2 separate regions of the Homo sapiens genome follow, and region 2 is linked to region 1. A link is an interaction called in ENCODE POLR2A ChIA-PET data of the cell type or tissue named here. Cell type or tissue: PC-9. All regions are shown on one strand. Each heading gives the region's core, and the rest is flanking DNA. Links, peaks and the distances in the headings are about the cores only.

Evidence for each region. ChIA-PET counts read pairs that join two places held together with the same protein. Peaks named below come from ENCODE experiments on the same cell type or tissue, not always from the same donor. Only the 100,000 strongest peaks of a DNase experiment are listed, where the experiment ranks them.
Region 2: POLR2A ChIA-PET joins it to region 1 with 11 read pairs; 3 of 35 experiments call an interaction of 5 or more read pairs at or near these places.

Annotation. Positions count from the first base shown.
Region 1 is chr16:69,345,953-69,357,049 of GRCh38, forward strand. It overlaps TMED6 (transmembrane p24 trafficking protein 6), which reads right to left and starts at 5,834. Exons shown (of 4, transcript NM_144676.4): 1 at 5,589-5,834; 2 at 3,573-3,699; 3 at 1,836-1,984. The coding sequence starts at 5,801. It overlaps TERF2 (telomeric repeat binding factor 2), which reads right to left. Exons shown (of 10, transcript NM_005652.5): 10 at 9,615-11,097. The coding sequence ends at 10,946. In PC-9, for the core only: no CTCF peak of the experiment used is centred there; no DNase peak of the experiment used is centred there.
Region 2 is chr16:69,515,098-69,526,703 of GRCh38, forward strand. It overlaps LOC105371325 (a long non-coding RNA gene), which reads left to right and starts at 7,578. Exons shown (of 3, transcript XR_933697.3): 1 at 7,578-7,983; 2 at 8,491-8,640; 3 at 9,374-9,460. RefSeq lists an enhancer at 7,814-9,013. In PC-9, for the core only: no CTCF peak of the experiment used is centred there; no DNase peak of the experiment used is centred there; H3K27ac peaks cover 1,719 bases.

The DNA.
Region 1 (11,097 bases), core at 3,098-11,097:
ACAGGTGTTGGGCCAACTGGCCTGGCCTAAAATGGGCAAAGGACTCGAACAGACATTTCTCCAAAGAAGAGAGATGGCCAATACGCACGTGAAAAGATGCTCAACATTATTAATCATTAGGGAAATGCAACTCAAAACCACAAGATAACATTTCACACCCACTAGGATGACTGTAACAAAAAATAAGTGTTGATGAGGAAGTAGAGAAATTAGAACCTTCATACACTGCTAGCAAGAGTTTAAAATGGTTTAGCCACTGTGGTAAACAGTCTCCAGTAATTCCACTTTCAGGTATACACAGATGAAAACATGCTAACACAAAAACTTGCATGCAAATGTCCATAGCCACGTTATGATAGCCAAGAGGTGGAAAAACCTAAATATCCATCATGTCCATTAACTGATGAATGGATAAATAAAATGTGTATCCATAAAAGAGAGTATTATTCAGCCATAAAAAGAAAAGTACTGATACATGCTACAACATGGATGAACGTTGAGAACATGCTAAATTAAAGAAGCCAGTCTTGGCTGGGCGCGGTGGCTCATACCTGTAATCCCAGCACTTTGGGAGGCCGAGGCGGGCCAATCACCTGAGGTCAGGAATTTGAGACCAGCTTGGCCAACATGGTGAAACCCTGTCTCTACTAAAAATGCAAAAATTAGCCGGGCATGGTGAGAGGTGCCTGTAATCCCAGCTACTTGGGAGGAGGAGAATCACTTGAACCCTGGAGGCAGAGGTTGCAGTGAGCTGAGGTTGCGCCATTGCACTCCAGCCTGGACAACGAGCAAAACTCCGTCTCAAAAAATAATAAAAATAAGCCAGTCACAAAATCCCATGTACTGTGTGATTCCATTTAAATAAAGTGTATAGAGGCCAGCCACAGTGGCTCAAAGTGCTGATTAATCTCGGCACAGTAGCTCATAATGCTGAGTAATCTCAGCTCAGTGGCTCAAAGTGCTGAATCTGAGCACTTTGGCAAGCCGAGGTGGGAGGATTGCTTGAGCGCAGGAGGTTGAGGCTGCAGTGAGCTGTGATCAAGCCACTGCACACTGCAGCCTGGACAAGAGTGAGACCCTGTCTCAAAAATTAAGTATAGAATAGGTAAATCTATAGAGACAGTAGAACAGTGATAGGCAGGCCTGGGGTAATAGAATGGAGAATGACTAATGGGGAGTGGGATTTTGAGGGTGGGGTGGGTGATAAACTTCCAGAATTAGATGCTGATAGTTGCACAGCCTTGTGAATATACTAAAAAACCACTGACTTACACACTTTTAGATGGTGTACGGTGTATGAATTATATCTCAATTTAAAGAAAAACAGGCAATGGGCCAGATTTGGCCTGTCAGCCATACATAGTTTGCCAACCCTTGGTATAAAACGAAGATGGAATTTCAAGAGCTTCAAGTCGTAATTTATTTTGAGACGGTGTCTTGCTGTATCCCAGACTGGAGTGTAGTGGCGTGATCTCGGCTTACTGCAACCTCTGCCTCCCAGGGTTCAAGCGATTCTCCTGCCTCAGCCTTCCGAGTAGCTGGGATTACAGGTGCGCACCACCACGCCCAGCTAATTTTTGTATTTTTAGTAGAGACAGGGTTTCACCATGTTGGAAAGGCTGGTTTCGAACTCCTGACCTCAGGTGATCCACCCACCTCGGCCTCCCAAAGTGCTGGGATTACAGGCGTGAGCCACCGTGCCCAGCCAAGTCATAATTTATGAAGAAATTCACATCCCCTTGCCTGTTTGGTTTCTACCTAAATGAAGTCATCTTCCCTCTGAAGTTAAAAATCAGTTTCCACAGATGTTTCTCTTCCACAAAACACTTCCTTACCTCAATTGCATCCAGAGTATCATTCAGTTGTTTTCTTTCCTTCTGTTTGTGATCAGTCTCAGGCCCCTCATAGAAGACCCCAAAGTTGAGGTACACTTGCACAGAACCGAAGTGATTATGCTGATTACTTAGACAAAGCTGATAAAAACCTGTAGGAATTCTTAGATCATTACCAAGTCTTTGGTCTCCTCCCCTTTGTTAAGGATTCCCTGGAGGTATCTGTCCTCTAGTTTTGGAATTCTACTACAGGACCTTCTTTTTACTTAGAAAGTACAAAGATCCCGTTTTTGACATGGAAGACACGGACCTTATGTTAAACTTATACTAAATATTACTTATTATATTTGGCCAAATTTTAGTAACTCGTTCTTTCCATACTGGGTAGTGGCAAACAATGTTTTCTCTTTAACATATAATTCCCACATCTTGTATTAAGGAACTCCTGCTCAACAGATTGAGTTGAAGTTAAGAGCATGGTGTTTGCCTGGTCCTTGTATACAATTAAAGCTAGGGACACCATCTTGAACTTGAAATTAGGAAAGACAAAAAAAAAAAATAGATGCATAGTGCATGAAAGCAGCTCTCCTGGAGTGATTGCCTCCAAGGCGGTGTGTACAGTGACTCATGGTTTGGTTATATCTGTTGGGGCTGGGGTTGCCTCCCTTTGTGTGTGCGGGGGGGAGGGGGGCGCGGGGTGGGGAGCGGGTGGGAAGGAGCAAGGTGGAGAGGACCGGTAGAAGATGGGTGGGGTGGGATTAGAAAGGTGTGGCAGTGTTTGAAAGTCAAAATGATTGGAAGGCACTACTGGCATGTAGGGGCCAAAGATGTTCAAGATCTTTTTTTTTTTTAGACGAGTCTCGCTCTGTTGCCCAGACCGGAGTGCAATGGCGCGCTCTCGGCCCACTGCAGTCTCTGCCTCCAGGTTCAAGCAATTCTCTTGCCTCAGCCTCCCAGGTAGCTGGGATTACAGGCGCCTGCCACCACACCCAGCTAATTTTTGTATTTTTAGTAGAGACGGGGTTTCACCATATTGGTCAGGCTGGTCGCAAACTCCTGACCTCAGGTGATCCGCCCACCTTGGCCTCCCAAAGTGCTGAGATTACAGGTGTGAGCCACCACGCCCAGCCTGTTCAAGATCTTTTAACACTGATACACATGCTGTGCTTCATAGTGAAGGACTGTCTGATGCCCCTGTTGAGAAAATGTCTTTTTTAGTGCAGCTGGCTATTAAAGAGGGCAGTTAAGACACTGCTGCTCTCCAAAGTGGGACAGGCTTGACCTGGCTGGAGGAGTGCTTTGCTGTGGAGTGTGGATATCTCACATGGATATCATGCATTTTCTTTTGTTCTGAATCTGCTTTTAGTAACTGACTCAAATATTCTGATGACTGGAAAGACATGCTTCCCTGTAATCCATTTGTTAATTGGAATTCTGTATTATAAATGGGTCTCTGTTTTTTGGTCACTTTCCCAGAATCTGATTAACTGGAGATGATGAGATAAAATTGAGCGGCTGAACCCTAGACTTAGAATGCTCACCTGGAGTGTTGCCCCCAAATCGTCAGTAGACTGCCACTTGGCATCCTTGGAGGTCAGCAGCCTCCAGGAACACTGGTTTTTGGTGTTAAAGGCTGAATTTTTTTCCTACTGTTAAAACATCTCTGTATACTTCCTCATTATTTCTGTAATTTCATAGGACCCTATGATTATTATAATAGCCATGGTAATGAAAACAGACCTGTCTCTTGGGTAGAGAAGTTAATCTGGCCCCGAACACCCTGGGAGGTGTCTATGAGAAATCCCTGTGGGTTATGTGCCGTGGCAGCAACATGCCGGTCATGTGACATCCCCACTGTCCGCTGAACCTGCCAAGACACATTAAATAGGTAGCAGAACCCCTGCTACATCACGAGGAAGCCAGCTGAGTGGTAAGATTGACGTCCCACGGTCATCAGCACAGCGGTCTCTGTCTGGGGTGGGACTGCCCAACCCCCTGCTGGGGTTTGGAGTTGATTGGAGGATTCTGAGGTATCACAGTGATGGTGTTAAGGGGAGGCAGCACAGCATTGCTGAACGTCTGCAATGTAAGAAACAGTACAGCAGGACAAAGAACTGCCCAGAATGCCAACAGCACCCGTGTGAAGAAGACATGCCTTGCTCGGAACACACAGCTAGTGTGGATCCACTAAAATGTATGATTCTGGGCCGGGCGCGGTGGCTCACGCCTGTAATCCCAGCACTTTGGGAGGCCGAGGTGGGCAGATTACAAGGTCAGGAGTTCGAGACCAGCCTGGCTAACATGGTGAAACCCTGTCTCTACTTAAAAAATACAAAAATTAGCCTGGCATGGTGGCGTGCGCCTATAATCCCAGCTACTTTGGAGGCTGAGGCAGGAGAATTGCTTGAACCCGGGAGGCAGGGATTGCAGTGACTCGAGATCATGCCACTGCACTCCAGCCTGAGCGACAGAGCAACACTCTGTCAAAAAAAAAAAAAAAAAAGTACGATTCTGGCTGTAGAATTTTTTATTTTTTTTGAGACGGAGTCTTGCTCTGTCACCCAGGCTGGAGTGCAGTGATCTTGGCTCACTGCAACCTCCACCTCCCAGGTTCAAGCGATTCTCCTGCCTCAGCCACCCAAGTAGCTGGGATTACAGGCACATGCCACCAAGCCCGGCTAATTTTTGTATTTTTAGTAGAGATGCGTTTTCACCATATTGGCCAAGGTGGTCTCGAACTCCTGACCTCAGGTGATCCGCCTGCCTCAGCCTCCCAAAGTGCTGGGATGACAGATGTGAGCCACCGCACCCGGCCTGGCTGTAGAGTTCTTGAATGAACTTGCTTGGTGGTTGAGCTCCCCAATGATGTCCCAGATTTGGGCATTTGCTGCTTGGCAGTGCACACCTACAACAAGCACTCCATGGACACTTGCTCCCAAGCTAGATCTTGATTAGGCCAGGCCACAGTGAGCTTAGTAGTGGCTGCTGTTCTAATAGAAATTCAGAGGTAAGAAAAGTCTCTGATAAGTTTATTTAAAATAAATGTTGTTACAGTGGAGTAAGATCAACAAAGTCTATTACTATGTAAACAAAAATTAGAAAGTTAACCGATTTCTAAGATAAAGAACAAAGGAAATGAACAGCCTCTAACTTTCATACTGAGTTCACCATCCTTGGACAGCATGATATAAGACCATAGTATGGGTAAAAGTACTTGACCTTTGAATAAGTAACTTGAAAACACTTACCGTCCTAAAAAAAAAAAATAGGATTAACTGGCCGAATACAAAAAACTTGACCTAGTGAATCTCTGACTTGCCAGAATTGCTCCTAAAGGCAGCAGAACCTTTACTCCCCCACCCCATAAGCTGAAGCAGCCTTCTTTGAAATCTCTGGATCAGTCTCCAAAGCACCATTATCCAATTTTGTTTTAATATATTAAAAATGTATTCTCTCCCCTCTCATCCCCAAATCCGAGTACATGTAATGATTACCTCTTCAGGGAGAGGCACCCCGTCTGCCCCATGGCTTTGAGCATGGCCCCTGATGTAAGAAGCCAAACCATATGTTTTAGCTCCTGTTGGTGATTATTCACCCAGCTGGAGTTTCCCTCTAACTGCAGGTCCATTTCATTAACAGGTGGGGAATCACAGCATAATAAAGACAACCAGACCTTGTTTTGGCCTAAAACCTGACCCACTTTATGAGTAAAGGAGAAAAAAAAAAGCCCCCCAGTATGGCCAGTCACCCACATACCTCGTAACTGAAATAGAAGTATCCAGTCTGGTGGGCAAATTGCCAAAAGCATTCCGTGCCTCCTGGAGGTATCATGATGGCAAAGTCATATCGATCAGCTCCACGGAAGAGTGGCTGGTCCCCAGAGCCACTTAGAGGTTCTGTCTTCTGGCTCCTGGCAGACGTCACTAGATTCAGAACGACCAGCCCAGCCCCAAAGAGCAAAGGGGACATGCCGCTTTCTGGAGCCTCCTCTGCAGGTGAACTGCTCGCAGCCCAGGGAAATCAAGTCGTTCAGACAACCGCTGGGCTAATGATTAACTCCACAAGTCACATTACGGCCCATTTCAGGGCCACACATAGATATTCATCATAGAACTGCCATGATACTCCCATGTTTGGCTCGCAGGAGGAAATTTTGCTTTCACCTCAAAAACTCAGTGGCTTACCAAACCTACTTCATGGGTGCTACATAGAATCTACCACCTCAGAAGAGGTCTTTCCACCCTTCATTAGGGCTGTCATTTTTTAGTTCCTGCTTCTTGGGGATATAATAGTGGGTAAGTTTACAACTTCTGAATACACTGACAAAAAGTTGGCTGGGGGGATTGTTCTCTTACATCAAATTGCTCCTATAAACACATGGGGCAACACTTCTCTCTCCCCAATGCTGCAGCTCAGAGCAAATCACAGCATGTGTGTGCAAAGATGTAAATGGATGAATACAGTGCCAGAGGATGGTGCTTAGACCCCTCCACTGACAGTCCTCGTCCTGATGCCTTTCACCTAACGGTCACCTAAAGCTATCCAAACCCACTGAAAGACAATTATATTATCCAAAGCCTCAATCTTTTTTTTTTTTTTTTTTTTTTTTTCTGAGATGGAGCGTAGCTTTGTCACCCAGGCTGGAGTGCAGTGGCACGATCTCTGCTCGCTGCAACCTCCACCTCCCCGGTTCAAGCGATTCTCCTGCCTCAGCCTCCTGAGTAGCTGGAATTACAGGTGCCTGCCACCATGCCCGGCTAATTTTTGAATTTTTAGTAGAGACAGGGTTTTACTATGTTGGCCAGGCTGGTCTCGAACTCCTGACCTCAAGTAATCCACCCGCCTCGGCCTCCCAGAATGCTGGGATTACAGGCATGAGCCACCACGCCCAGCCTTGATCTTTCTTTTATTCAGGACTTCTTCAGCACCCATGGGGGAAAAAACTATCCAGAACCCACTTAAAGACAATTATATTATTCACATCCTTAATCTTTATTCTTTTATTCATGATTTCAACACCCACCTCCTTCATGGCAGGCACTGAGCTAAGATTTACCTGCATCTTATTTTATTCTCACAATAGCCCTGCAAGGGAGGTATTGTGAGCTCTGGCATTAGAGATGAGGACACAGACATTCAGAGATTCCAGTGGTGGCTCACGCTCCCACAAGCACACCTGGCAGAGCTGGGTCCCCGGTGGGGGCTCATGCTCTTAACCACCAGGCAGGACAGTGTTTCTCATTCTCAAGCTGTCAGTCTCTGAGTTCTGACACTGCCTAACCATTTTTCAGTCCTAATCTTTTTTTTTTTTTTTTTTTTTTGCTTCCTTGAGATGGTATCACTCTGTCTTCCAGGCTGGAGTGCAGTGGCACAAACATAGCTCACTGCAGCCTCACCCCCTTGGGCTCAAACGATCCTCCCACCTCAGCCTCCCAAGTAGCTGGACCCACAGGAGTGCACCACCACACCTGGCTGATTTTTGTATTGTTTGTAGAGATGAGGTTTTGCCATGTTGCCTAGGCTGGTCTCAAACTCCTGGGCTCAAGTGATCCCCATGCTTTGGCCTCCTGAAGTGCTAGGATTACAGGTGTGAGCCACCGTGCCTAGCCTTAGTCATAATCTTAAAAAACAAAAAACAAAACAGCATTAACACCTTCCAGCAATTATTTGCATTGACTCAAAGTGTCACAAGCTAAGTAGGCAGAAAACAGACTCTATACATGGGGTTCAGTTCTAGCAAAGGCCAAATGACAGCACAGCACTCTGGGAGCACAGTGGCTCTATGGCAGTCTTGCTCAAGTGACAGAAGAGTCTGGGAACTTCTATCAGCACACGTGGCACAGGCATCCCCCACCCGAGTCCCACCACCGTCGCAGTCCTAGCACTGGTCATGCCATAAGCAGTGACTTGGTTTCGGCGAAACAATCGTCAGTTCATAGTAAGTTTTATAGTTCTACAGAAGCTGTAAGCATAGTTTTATCTTTGCACACATTTCAATAACTATAATAAAAACAACACTGAATTATGTGAAAAAATATTAATGAACATAGGCATTCTCAAGTTTAAGAAACACTGATGCCGGGTGTGGTGGCTCACGCCTGTAATCCCAGCACTTTGGGAGGCTGAGGTGGGCGGATCACGAGGTCAGGAGATCGAGACCATCCTGGCTAACACGGTGAAACCCCATCTCTACGAAAAATACAAAAAATTAGCCAGGTGTGGTGGCGGGTGCCTGTAGTCCCAGCTACTCAGGAGGCTGAGGCAGGAGAATGGTGTGAACCCAGAGGCAGAGCTTGCAGTGAGCTGAGATAGCACCACTGCACTCCAGCCTGGGTGACAGAGTGAGACTCCATTTCATAAATAAATAAATAAATAAATAAATAAATAAATAAATAAATAAAAAGAAACACTGATTAGGATATTTTGTTTCCCTAAATGCATCAGTTTCACTCCTCTACCTGGAGAGCACCATTGACTCACATGAGAGTTAAGGGGAGAAAAGCTTCTGGATTCTAATCCGGTTCAGAGGGAGACCAAACCAGCTGCAGGCAGAAGGCGGCTAGCCTGAAAGGAGCTCAAGTTCTCAACTTCTCCCTGTGGTTTCAGTTGGGGTTGGTTGATAGAAGAACAATAGGTACTAAACCCCAAAATGCAGTTAATAGGTAATAAAGCTGTATGAAGTTTCCAACTTGTAACTAATGGATGAATTTTTTTTTTTTTTGAGATGGAGTCTCACTCTATCACCCAGGCTGGAGTGCAGTGGTGCGATCTCGGTTTATTGCAACCGCCACCTCCCCGGTTCAAGCGATTCTCCTGCCTCAGCCTTCCGAGTAGCTGGGACTACAGGCGCCTGCCACCATGCCTGGCTAATTTTGTATTTTTCAAAATTTTTAATTTTAAACTTTTTTTTTTTTTTTTTGAGAAGGAGTTTTGCTCTTTTTGCCCAGGCTGGAGTGCAATGGCACCATCTCCGCTCATCACAACCTCCGCCTCCCAAGTTCAAGCAATTCTCCTGCCTCAGCCTCCCGAGAGGTCGGGATTACAGGCGCCTGCCACCATGGCTGGCTAAGTTTTTGTATTTTTAGTAGAGATGGGGTTTCACCATGTTGGCCAGGCTGGTCTTGAACTCCTGACCTCAGGTGATCCTACCCTTCTTGGCCTCGCAAAGTGCTGGGATTACAGGGGTGAGCCATGGCTCCCAGCCAGTTTTGTTTTGTTTTGAGATAGAGTCTCGCTTTGTTGCCCAGGCTGGAGTGCAGTGGCATGATCTTGGCTCGTTGCAACCTCCATCTCCCGAGTTCAAGCGATTCTTGTGCCTCAGCCTCCTGAATAGCTGGGATTACAGGCACCCGCCACCACGCCCAGCTAATTTTTGTATTTTTAGTACATAGGGTTTTACTATGTTGGCCGCGCTGGTCTCGAACTCCTGACCTCAAGTGATCCTCCTGCCTCGGCCTCCCAGAGTGCTGGGATTACAGGCATTAGCCACCATGCCTGGCCTAATGGATGAATTTTAAAACTTTAGCATTTCTTTAAGCCTTGCCTTTCACTCACTCAGAAGTGAGAAAGGGGGAATTCTTTTGTCCCCAGAAATGATATATGAGGAAACTGAAAGGTTAAGAGGAAACTTCCATATCATCTGTTTGACATAGCTTCCAAGGATTAAAACATTCAATAAAGTCTGACATCAGCTTCTTGATCAAAATAGTTCAGCAAAGTTTAACATTTTGCTACCTCCCTCTGTGGATACATGCTGTGCTGCAATTAAACAGCTACTTACAGTTGAGAGAAGCAAGACTTTAATGAAGAATGCTACAAGTATGGACAATAATTAGTTCTCACCTTTTAAAAAAAGATTACAGAAAACACTTTACTGAAATTTTTTGCTAAAAAGACAGTCTTTAAGGGTGTCCGGGAGAGACAGCAAGCACAACACAGTACAAAAGGAGAAGGGAATGTTGAATTCCAGTGCAAGACACGAACACAGCACAATTAGGGAATCAGGAGGAAGCAACCATTTCACAAAGAATGAAATTAGGCATTTATATTCAATCGGATTTTTTTTAAGCTTTAAAAGTCCAGCATAAGGAAGGGAATTGGGAAAAGAGGCAGGGGACAGGGGGCAGGGGATCAGGGAACTAATCTTATCTACAATCACCATTTTACCAAAAAACACACTGGTTCAACCACATGAGAAGTGGAGGATTAACCTGCCTACATAGCCCAGCAGATGTTGACAGCAAATGCCAAGGCAGACAGGTCTAGGGTTGATGTCACGACTGGCTAAAGAGTTTTTAAAGGGAATCTTATTCCACAAGGACTGGTCTGTCATCAACCTGGGTTCATAACAGACTAAGTTCCTTTGCATTTGCATCAGAAGGCCAGAACTTGACGTGGAACAAATTTACTCCAAATAATACTCACATTGCTGGTTTTAACAGGTCATGGAGTCACAAGTGGCTCCTAATAGACTTCACCATTTCCTAGGAGAAGGTTCTACAGATTACCAGGGATTTAAATTTAAGCAAACCACTAAAGAAGGGAAACGCTAATGATATTCTGGCACTGCACAAGCTGTGTGCCTGTCATCTCTGCCAAGGACATGGGTGGACTTGGCTCTGCTTCTTAGCTCCATGATCTCCAACAGTGATGAAGTGGAAATGGGACCTCCCCCACGTCGAAGGAGGTTGCCCAAAATTCTCATCCCAGCCCAGCTTCTGAAAGAAACAGCAGATGCCAGGCGCGGTGGCTCATGCCTGTAATCCCAGCACTTTGGGAGGCCGAGTTGGGTGGATCACGAGGTCAGGAGATCGAGACCATCCTGGCTAACACGGTGAAACCCCGTCTCTACTAAAAATACAAAACATTAGCCGGGCGTGATGGCGGGCGCCTGTAGTCCCAGCTACTCGGGAGGCTGAGGCAGGAGAATGGCGTGAGCCCGGGAGACGGAGGTCGCAGTGAGCCGAGATCACGCCACTGCACTCCAGCCTGGGTGACAGAGCGAGACTCTGTCTCAAAAAAAAAAAAAAAAGAAAAAGAAAGAAAGAGCAGACTATCAGGGGCTATTATTAGGAACCATGCTCCTGTGAATTCTGTGGAAATGAAAGCCTGTTTCAGTTCATGCCAAGTCTTTTCATGGTCCGCCAGCGATCCTTAATCATCACAGCTGTTCGGTTAACAAATGGGTAATTTTTAGAAATGGCAGCCCAGTTTCCTTCCCCATATTTCTGCACTCCAGCCTTGACCCACTCGCTTTCTTCTACAG
Region 2 (11,606 bases), core at 2,234-10,233, 170 kb after region 1:
CTCCTGGGTTCAAGCGATTCTCCTGCCTCAGCCTCCCAAGTAGGTGGGATTACAGGCATCTGCCACCACACACGGCTAATTTTTGTATTTTTAATAGAGACAGTGTTTCCCATGTTGGCCAGGCTGGTCTCAAAGTCCTGACCTCAGGTGATCTACCCGCCTTGGCCTCCCAAAGTGCTGGGATTATAGGTATGACGCACCACACCTGGCCCAGAGTTGTACTGTTAAAATGCAAATGTTAGGGCTCAGAAAATGATACCCCAAAGTATAGTGCTTTGGCAGGCTTAGTACTTTGAACTAAAGGACATTAGAAGGCCTCAGAAGCAAAGTATCTCTCTGACATTTTCTTGCCCTCCTATCTCCTGCCCCTTTTTCTCCACTGAAGTGAGTCATAGAAACCAGAATTCCTCTTTCTCCAAGCCACATCATAAAAACTAGAAACCTGGGTGGGGCAAAGTGGCTCACGCCTGTAATCCCAGCACTTTGGGAGGCCAAGGTGGGTGGATCACCTGAGGTCAGGAGTTTGAGACCAGCCTGACCAATATGGTGAAACCCCGTCGTTACCAAAAATACAAAAATTAGCCAGGCGCGGTGGCACATGCCTGTAATCCCAGCTACTCGGGAGGCTGAGGCGGGAGAATGGCTTGAACCGGGAGGCGGAGTTTGCAGTGAGCCAAGATTGCGCCACTGCACTCTAGCCTGGGCGACAGAGTGAGACTCTATCTCAAAAAACAAAAACAAAACACCCAAAAATGTAGAACCCCTCTCCCCCAAAGTGATATTTCTCCCCCTAGAAATATCACTCACTCTAACCTTCGCCCACCTTTCTGTGGAGGAGCTGGCCATTAAGAAATTCTCTGACCTCCCTCATCTGAGAGTAAGTCATAAGGCCCTCTTTCCAGAAAGGTCCTACCCTATATCTGAGAGGAAGAAATGCTACACAGAAAGGCCAAGAAGAATCGGCACAGACAGGCCTTGCTAGGTTTCCCCCTCAGTCTGTTTGCATTAGATCATACCCCCCTTGACTAATCACATCTCTACACAGCCGCCCATTCTTCCTTGAAGCTAAGCAGAAAAATGGACAGTTTTCCCGGGGTGTTTAGGTCTTCATTTCTGAAGTTCCCTGTGTCATGTAAAACTTTGATTAAATATCATGCTAAAAACTCTCAATAAACTAGGTATTGATGGGACGTATCTCAAAACAATAAGAGCTATTTATGACAAACCCACAGCCAATATCATACTGAATGGGCAAAAACTTGAAGCATTCCCGTTGAAAACTGGCACAAGACGGGGATGCCCTCTCTCACCACTCCTATTCAACATAGTGTTGGAAGTTCTGGCCAGGGCAATCAGGCAAGAGAAATAAATAAAGGGTATTCAATTAGAAAAGGAGGAAGTCAAATTGTCCCTGTTTGCAGATGACATGATTGCATATTTAGAAAACTCCATCATCTCAGCCCAAAATCTCCTTAAGCTGAGAAACAACTTCAGCAAAGTCTCAGGATACAAAATCAATGTGCAAAAATCACAAGCATTCCTATACACCAATGACAGACAAACAGAGAGCCAAATCATGAGTGAACTCCCATTCACAATTGCTTCAAAGAGGATAAAATACCTAGGAATCCAACTTACAAGGGATGTGAAGGACCTCTTCAAGAAGAACTACAAACCACTGCTCGACGAAATAAAAGAGGACACAAACAAATGGAAGAACATTCCATGCTCATGGATAGGAAGAATCAATATTGTGAAAATGGCCATACTGTCCAAGGTAATTTATAGATTCAATGCCATCCCCATCAAGCTACCAATGACTTTTTTCACAGAATTGGAAAAAACTACTTTAAAGTTCATATGGAACCAAAAAAGAGCCTGCATTGCCAAGACAATCCTAAGCCAAAAGAACAAAGCTGGAGGCATCAGGCTATCTGACTTCAAACTATACTACAAGGCTACAGTAACCGAAACAGCATGGTACTGGTACCAAAACAGAGATATAGTTCAACGGAACAGAACAGAGGCCTCGGAAATAATACCATCTGATCTTTGACAACCTGATAAAAACAAGAAATGGGGAAAGGATTCCCTCTTTAATAAATGGTGCTGGGAAAACTGGCTAGCCATATTTAGAAAGCTGAAACTGGATCCCTTCCTTACACCTTATACAAAAATTAATTCAAGATGGGTTAAAGACTTAAATGTTAGACCTAAAACCATAAAAGCCTTAGAAGAAAACCTAGGCAATACCATTAAGGCCATAGGCATGGGCAAGGACTTCATGACTAAAACACCAAAAGCAATGGCAACAAAAGCCAAAATTGACAAATGGGATCTAATTAAACGAAAGAGCTTCTGCATAGCAAAAGAAACTACCATCAGAGTGGACAGGCAACCTACAGAGTGGGAGACAATTTTTACAATCTACCCATCTGACAAAGGGCTAATATCCAGAATCTACAAAGAACTTAAACAAATTTACAAGAAAAAAAATCAAACAACCCCATCAAAAAGTGGGCAAAGGATATGAACAGACATTTCTAAAAAGAAGACATTTATGCAGCCAACAGACACATGAAAAAATGCTCATCATCACTGGCCATCAGAGAAATGCAAATCAAAACCACAATGAGATACCATCTTACACCAGTTAGAATGGCGATCATTAAAAAGTCAGGAAACAACAGGTGCTGGAGAGGATGTGGAGAAATAGGAATGCTTTTACACTGTTGGTGGGACTATAAACTAGTTCAACCATTGTGGAAGACAGTGTGACAATTCCTCAAGGATCTAGAACTAGAAATACCATTTGACCCAGCCATCCCATTACTGGGCATATACCCAGAGGATTATAAATCATGCTGCTATAAAGACACATGCACACATATGTTTATTGCGGCACTATTCACAATAGCGAAGACTTGGAACCAACCCATATATCCATCAATGATAGACTGGATTAAGAAAATGTGGCACATATACACCATGGAAATACTATGCAGCCATAAAAAAGGATGAGTTCATGTCCTTTGTAGGGACACGGATGAAGCTAGAAACCATCATTCTGAGCAAACTATCACAAGGACAGAAAACCAAACACCACATGTTTTCACTTATAGGTGGGAATTGAACAATGAGAACACTTGGACACAGGGTGGAGAACATCACACGCCGGGGCCTGTCGTGGGGTTGGGGGAGGGGGAAGGGATAGCATTAGGAGATATACCTAATGTAAATGATGAGTTAATGGGTGCAGCACAGCAACATGGCCCATGTATACATATGTAACAAACCTGCATGTTGTGCACATGTACCCTAGAACTTAAAGCATTAAAAAAAAAAAAAACCTTTGATTAAATAAATGTGTAAGGGCCAGGCGTGGTGGCTCAGGCCTGTGATCCCAGCGCTTTAGGAGGCCAAGACAGGCGGATCACTTGAGGTCAGGAGTTAGAGACCAGCCTGGCCAACATGGTGAAACCCCGTCTCTACTAAAAATACAAAAATTAGCCGGGCGTGGTGGCGGGCACCTGTAATCCCAGCTACTCAGGAGGCTGAGGCAGGAGAATCGCTTGAACCCAGGAGGCAGATGTTGCAGCGAGCCCAGATTGCGCCATTGCACTCCAGCCTGGGGGACAAGAATGAAACTCAGTCTCAAATAAATAAATAAACAAACAAACGTGTTAGGCTTTTCTCTTGTTAACCTATCTTTTGTTATAGGAGTGTTGGCAGTGACCTTTATGATGGGTGAGGAAAGGCATCACACTTTCCCACCCCACACTAGGCTACTCAGAATCCTCTACGAGCTCCCCATTCCACTCGGAATAAACACCAACACCCTCGCCAGGCTCTGCAGGCCTCCACAGAGGCTGGTGTCCTCTTCTCACCTCTCTCACTGCATTCCTAACTATGCTTGCCTTCACTTGTCCTCCTCCCGTCACGCTGGTCCCCTCGTTGTTCCTTGAGTGCAGCAGGCACACGTCGGCCTCTGTGCCCTTGTAGTTTCCCTTCCCTCCATTTCAAATGCCCTTCCCTTTCCATGCCTCAGTCTTCTTAGCTCTGAAGTTTGGTATCACATTCCCAGTAAGGCCTGCCCTGGCCACTCTGTGTGCAATTCTACCTTTTCTGACACATTCTCTATCTCCTTTCTCTGTCTTATTTCTCAATTTAGCACTTATTGCTATCTAATACAGTTTTTTTCTTTTCTTTTTTTTTTTTTTTTTTTTTTTGAGATGGAGTCTTGCTCTGTCACCTAGGCTGGAGTTCATTGGCGTGATCTTGGCTCACTACAACCTCCTCCTCCGAGATTCAAGCCATTCTCCTGCCTCGGCCTCCCAAGTAGGTGGGACAACAGGTGTGTGCCGCCATGCCCAGCTAATTTTTGTATTTTCAGTTGAGACAGGGTTTCACAATGGTGGCCAGGCTGGTCTCGAACTCCTGACCTCAGGTGATCCACTGCCTTGACCTCCCAAAGTGCTGGGATTACAAGTGTGAGCTACCACGCCTGGCCTTAATATAATTTTTTTACGTATTTATATTCTTTTTTTTTTTTTTTTTTTTTGAGATGGGGTCTCATTCTGTTGTCCAGGCTGGAGTGCAGTGGCATCATCACAGCTCACTGCAGCCTCAAACTCCTGAGCTTAAGCCATTCTCCAGCTTCAGCCACCGGAGTAGCTGGGACTACAGGGACACAGCACCACTCCAGGCCAATTTTTATATTTTTTGTAGAGATGGGGTTTCACCCTGTTGCCCAGGCTGGTCTCTAACTCCTGGGCTCAAGCGATCTACCCGCCTCAGCCTCCCAAAGTGTATTTGTATTTTTGCGTGTCAGTCTGCTTCCATAGAATGTAAAGTCCGTGAGGGCAAGGACTTTTGTCTGTTCTGTTCACAGCTGGGTCTCCTAGAACAGCGTCTGGCATACATAGGTGCTCAATAATTATTGCACAAATGAATGATGATTTCAAAATGTCCTGCGAGGTGTTAACAGACTAGAGGAAGTCAGTCAGTTAAGGGAGAGCTCAGAGTGGGCTGCAGATATCTGGAAGGGGGTGGAATTTCCTTCAGTCTTTAGAGAATGGGGGGTCCTTGGAAAGGTGAGAAGAAAGGGAGACTCATTTGCACAGTGATTAAGGGTGTGGGCTTTTGGACTTGGTGGCTCACACTTGTAATCCCAGCACTTTGGGAGGCTGAGGCGGGCAGATCACCTGAGGTCAGGAGTTTGAGACCAGCCTGACCAACATGGAGAAACCCCATCTCTACTAAAAATACAAAATTAGCTGGGCATGGTGGCACATGTCTGGAATCCCAGCTACTTGCTTGAACCCTGGAGGTGGAGATTGCGGTGAGCCGAGATCGCACCATTGCACTCCAGCCTGGGCAACAAGAGCAACACTCTGTCTCAAAAAAAAAGAAAAAAAAAAAGAGTGTAGGCTTTGTAGTCAGCAGCCTGGGTCCAAGTCCCGCCTCAGCTATGCACAAGGCACCTAATTTCTCTGGGCCTCAGTTTCCATATCTATAAAATGGATCTAACCATAGCACCTACCTCATGGGGTGTTTGTTTTCTTAAAGGATCCAGTGAAATACTTTATATATAATGTCTAGGCAAGGGCAGAGTACTTAGGAAGACTTTGCTCAAAAAGTTGTAGTTATCACTACATAGAACTTAGGATACTTAAGAGCTAGGACTTCATGTCAAAGGTATCATGGAACCTCTCAAACAGGGAACAGAGAGATGGAGCTAGTTTAGACTTAAGAGGAACAGCCCCTAATGGGTATAACAGTTTCTGTCTCACAACTATCAGTTTCTGGCCTCAGCCACCTGGGTTGAACCCAATTCCCATCTCACATTAGTTAAGATGGCTTTGCTTACAAGAAAATAAGGAATCAAAATTAGGCACAAACATGGCATGAGGCCTCTTCTGGGGACCAAGTAGCTGCCTGTCGCTGATGCAATCAGAGTAAAGAGAAATGATTCAGTTCAATCCTGCCACCAACCTCAGGATTTTGGCCAAGTGCAGGTTTGGGGTTGGTTGGTGGGTTATTTTTTCCCTTCCTGATTTGAAAGACTGACTTTGTGTTTCAAAAAGGCACTTTCTTTATGCAGAGAAACTCTGTGGTGAGGTTTTGCTGAGCTCGGTCTGGGGTGGACTACCTTTGCTTATGTCTGGGGAGAGAATGAAATCTAGTGCCCCTAATTTTTCTTTCCCTTCCACCCAGTAAAGACACAGAGCTGAAAGGTGTCTTTCAAAAGGGCTGGAGACAAGGGAGCTGACTCCCAGGTAAAAGGACACTGTACAGGAGACTGCCAGAGAAGTGGCTTCTTGTTTGTTAGCATGGGTTTGTGGTGAGGAGGTCTGTGAAGCCTTCCCCCAGAGTACCCGGGACTAAACAGAACAAATACAACCTCTATTTGTTCATCTCTCCCCTGGCTTTAGATGGTGCTTTATGGCCAGGGTTATGGGGATCAGCTGAAATCCAGGCTGATGTTTATTCCTGGGATTGCAAAGACAGACAAATACCTCTCTGTCCTTTCATTTACCAGGCCAGGAGGGCAGGAGACATTTTTGATCAAGCAGGCAGGCAGTGAAGAGTTATTTTTTAGGTGCCCACTGTGTCCCTGTTGCTGAGCCACGTAAGTATAAATAGAAAAAGTACAAGATTCAGGCTTCAGCCCTGAAGACACATAAAATCCAGTTAATAGGAGGAGGCTTGGTGGGCAAAACAAACTCAAGAGAACCTGTTAACAAACAGTGATGTGAGTTAGGAAGAATTAAACGAGGTAAGCGAGGAGGAAGATGAGCAGGAGATGGCGGGGGGTGGTGCAGCTCTTGGAGGAAACTTCACAGGGAAGGTTTGTAAGACAATAAGCAACATATACTCTGGTTTCTCTTCAAAACGAATACATCTTTCCCCTTTTACAATAAGTAACATGGCTACAGAAAGCACATCTGTTTTTTTCCCCACTGTAGCCCAGCGCTTAGCATAATGTCTGACACACAGTGGGCATTCAGTAAATGTCTGAAGAATGGATGGAGAAGGAGGGGGCTGATTTAAGAAGGATAAGTAGGTGAAGAAGAGGGAGGAGGGCATTCCAGCATGAGGAAAGGCCCAGAGAAATGAGCCGGATGCCTTGGTGAGACTGGTTTAACCACAGTGGAGGGTGTGGAGTAAGGAGTAGTGGGTAATGAGGTTAGATACGGGGCCAGATGGGGGAAGGCTGGAAAGCCAGGCAGAGAAATTTAGAGGAGATGAACATTCCTTCATTCTTTCATCAAGCTTTTATTGAGCACATGCTACGCTCTAGGCACAGAGGCAAGGGAAAGTAGTGGAGACAGAAAGATGAAAAAAAGACATGACCATCTGTTGGGGATAGGCAGAATATCTATCTTTTATTGTAATAACTGTGATAATCATAATATGGGCAAAATATTTTGATATTCTAATCAATTAAGTTGCATGAAACTGAGGCCGTACCAAACTTGCTCAAATAAATTGGGAGTTTATTGAAAGGTGCATCAGACATCCAAGGCTAAGACATGGATTCAAAAGAGACCTGGTAAATTGGGCACCGACCCTCCTCCTTCTCTCCTTTCCTCTCTTGCGATCATGCCTCATGGATGGTCTCTTACTTCTGCTCTTTTCTGTACATAGGCTTCATCCTCTGGCTTATCTCTCTTATTAGGATTTTACCTGGTGCAAGCTTGACATCTTAATGCCACAATACTCTCCTGCTCCAGGCCCAACCTTCCTCATTCACTCTCTGAACTATTTAAGTCAGACTCTGAAGGACAAAGAAGCCGATTGGCTCAGTTCAGCCCATGGGCTGGGTCAGGTGATCACTCAGAACCAATCAGCTGTGGCCAAGAAGAAAATCATGTGATTAAAATATGGCTGCCTAAGCCTACCAAGAATTCTGGATGAAGGTCAATTACAAAGAAGGGGTGTGCACCAGGAGACAACAATAGACAAGCTTAATTCCCACAGGTTAACAATGCAGGGAGCAAATCAATTCACTTGGGTTGGGTTACCCCAAGGTAAGGGAGAAGGCCTGATTTAAAGGTCCGATTTAGTCCTGGGGTGGGAGGAAAGACGTTCCTGCTGTCGATGAAAGCGGCATTCTACAGCCACTAGACTGGCTGCAGCTCTTTCAAAGAATTGAAAACATCGAGAAACTGAAGGGACCCAGACCATCCAGAAAGCTTTTGCCTAATCCAGAACGGAGAGTTTAGAGATAAGTCCTTTTTTAAAAATGTAGCTTTTTGGTTGTTAAGGGCAGAATCTGCTTCTCACTTGTTGCTATAACCTCTGGCCACATAGGCTCATTGTAGAAACTCACTACGCATTTGTTCAATTGAGTTTAAGTCCTCTAAAACCCAGACAATCAACAAACATGTTGCTATTTGTATTCTGTTAGAAACAGAGTCTAGACTAGGAACACAAAACAAAACAAAACAAAAAATCAAAACATGATTTTTCTGATTACTGATGCAGGACTCGGGTCACTGGATGCAGATTTGATGAGAAGTAAAAATGCAGCAGCGGGAGAGTCTGAGGCAAGGTGCCTGGCGGAGAGCTAGATAAACAGATAGTGCTGTGCCCGGTGGCTCCAGGGGCAGATCAAAGCCGGATTTCCCAGCACAGGTAGCAAGCATGGCAGGAATCTGGGAGACCTCTCACCCAGTCCCCAACCCACGCTCACAGATGGAAAGCCACACCATTATTGGTCACACCTTTGCGCATTGCCAGCACGCAGGCGTTTGTGACAAATCTTTTATAGTCTAGTATATAGCTCTCTCAGATAGGCAGCTGTGATATGATTGGGCCCTGTGATTTCTGGCTAGGCCGCCTGGGTTCAGTTCACAGCTGATGTCGGGCCCACTTGGCAAGCGTCTCAACTACTTAACTGCTTTGTGTCTTAGTTTCCAAATTTGTAAAACAGGGAGAATAAACTCCCTTAGGGGGTTGTTGAGGGGATTAAGTGAGATAATATGTATTTATGCACATGCATGTAATATGCAAAGCAATGAAAATAGTGTCTGGCGCATTGTAAGCAATTATGGTTACTATCACTGCTACCAAAAAAACTAGACTACAGAGAAGAGCTTCCAACCTGGAGGACTCTAAAGATCATTAAAACCCACAGAGAGTGACCTGTTGGTAGATATGATTTGGGCCTGCTTGAAACCCATCCCTCCTTTCTTCTGGGAACAGACCCTAGATAGGCCCAGGAACAGAAATTCTTTCCTAGGATTTTTCCAACTAGTAGAAAAAAGTGTACTCCCTCTCTCCACAACATTTCCACCTTTTGGGTTTCAAATAGTAAGGATGTCAGCTCAGAGCTGCCTTTGTTCATTTCCCCTTCCCTGTGGAGTAGCTGGCCTGAGAGAATGAAGCCGATTTGCAGAGAACCTGGAACAGAATTCTGGCTTGAGCAGAACTGGAGTTTCTGAATCCAGTTGACCGTGGATCCAGATACCCACTCCCACTGGTCTGTAATTTGATTACAGAAGTCATTAAATCAGTCTCTCTCCTGAAACTACTTTAGATTCGGTTTCTATTACTTGCAACTAGAATTTGTGCTTGAGGGTCAATTCAAGATGAAAACAGCGGAGTTTTAATTTTTTTTTTTTTACGTTGAACACCACCACCACTAAGTTTTATGGCAAACAGTGTAAAGTCTCACTGTTTACATTACTTTGTTTATTAAGTAAGAGCACAAGTAAGAAAATTGATGGTGTTTTGCCCAGGCGCGGTGGCTCACACCTGTAATCCCAGCACTTTGGGAGGCCGAGGTGGGTGGATTGCCTGAGGTCAGGAGTTCGAGACCAGCCTGGCCAAGATGGTGAAACCCCGTGTCTACTAAAAATACAAAAATTAGCAGGGCATGGTGGTATGCACCTGTAATCCCAGCTACTCGGGAGGCTGAGGCAGGAGAATTGCTTGAACGGGGAGGTGGAGGTTGCAGTGAGCCGAGATTGTGCCACTGCACTCCAGCCTGGGCAACAGAGCGAGATCCGTCTCAAAAAAAGAAGAAGAAAATTGATGGTGTTTTGTAGCCACTAAAATATTCCTATCTTGGAACATTTGGAAAGGAGTAACCCAGGGTCAGCTTTTAAAAGTTTCGTCTCTTAAGTTTTTGTTTGTTTGTTTTTTAGAGACGGGGGTCTCCCGCTGTTGCCCAGGCTGGCCTCTGGAGTGGCTGGGCCTATAGGCACATGCCACCAAACCGGATAATTTTAAGAAAAAAATTTTTATAGAGACAGGAGTCTCCCAATGTTGCCCATGCTGGTCTCAAACTCCTGGCCTCAAGCAGTCCTCCCACCTTGGCCTCCCAAGTAGCTGGGATTACAGGTGAGAGCCATTGTGCACGGCCATCTCTTAAATTTGTAAGCTCTTCAAAGGCTAGAGTACATTTACCTCAAGGGTTGCAAACTCTAATGCTACAGGAGCCAGGCAGGTAATACCTGGAGTGAAGTGGACGGGTGTATGTAAGACAAGGAGTGATGGGGACTGTGGCAAAGCAGTGAGTGCTTGATCCATCGGGGAGAAGCTGCTACCGCTCAACACCAGCCAATTGTTTCCATGTGCAAAATTTGGGTGCAGAGTTACCAAGCTGTCCAGTTTTTAAGAGATTCTGGACATTTGGAATATTTCATGAGAAATCCTCTCAGTTGTGAATGTTGGTTATGAATTCGGCTTTAAGAAATGATCATGTAAGAAGGGTGACCAACCATCCCGGTTTGTCCAGGACTGAGTTGTTTCCTGTGATGTCTAGGATAAGGGGTTTCCTGGGATGTGGAACTTTCTTTCTCTTTTCTTTTCTTTCTTTCTTTTTTTTTTTGAGACGGAGTTTTGCTCTTGTTGCCCAGGCTGGAGTGCAATGGCGCGATCTCGGCTACCGCAACCTCCGCCTCCTAGGCTCAAGCGATTCTTCTGCCTCAGCCTCCTGAGTAGTTGGGATTCCAGGCATGCGCCACCACGCCTGGCTAATTTTTTGTGTTTTTAGTAGAGACGGGGTTTCTCCATGTTGGTGAGGCTGGTCTCGAACTCCCGAGCGCAGGTGATCTGCCCACCTTGGCCTCCCAAAATGCTGGGATTACAGGCGTGAGCCACTGCGCCCGGCTGGGATGTGGAACTTCCACTGCACATAAGGATGAGTTGGTCACCCTATGTGTGGGCCAAATAGAATTAACATGAGACCGCTGGCTCATACACAATGGTCTCATTTCACCCCAGTGAAGTATCTGTGCCCTCTAGGTCGCTATCTCCACAATCCACTTTATAGAGACTTCTACAATAAGTGTGACACAGAAAATCTATTTATTCTATGACCAGTGAAACACTCTTTCATGTCCCCTTGTGGGCCTGGCTTTGTGTGATCAATAGGATTCAGGTCTCTTCCAGCTGCGTCTGATAGCTTCTCTATGGTTGTAAAATCTTTTCTCTGCTTGGGGTGGGCAAGGCCCTCTGGGTACCCAGGAGATTATAGAGTTTTTTTTTCCTTAATCCCTCCTCTTTCACCTGAAAGAAAGGCTACATATATAATTATATGCCATTTAATGAACTTGGACCTGCTCCACATTATGAATGTGGAAACTGCAAGCATT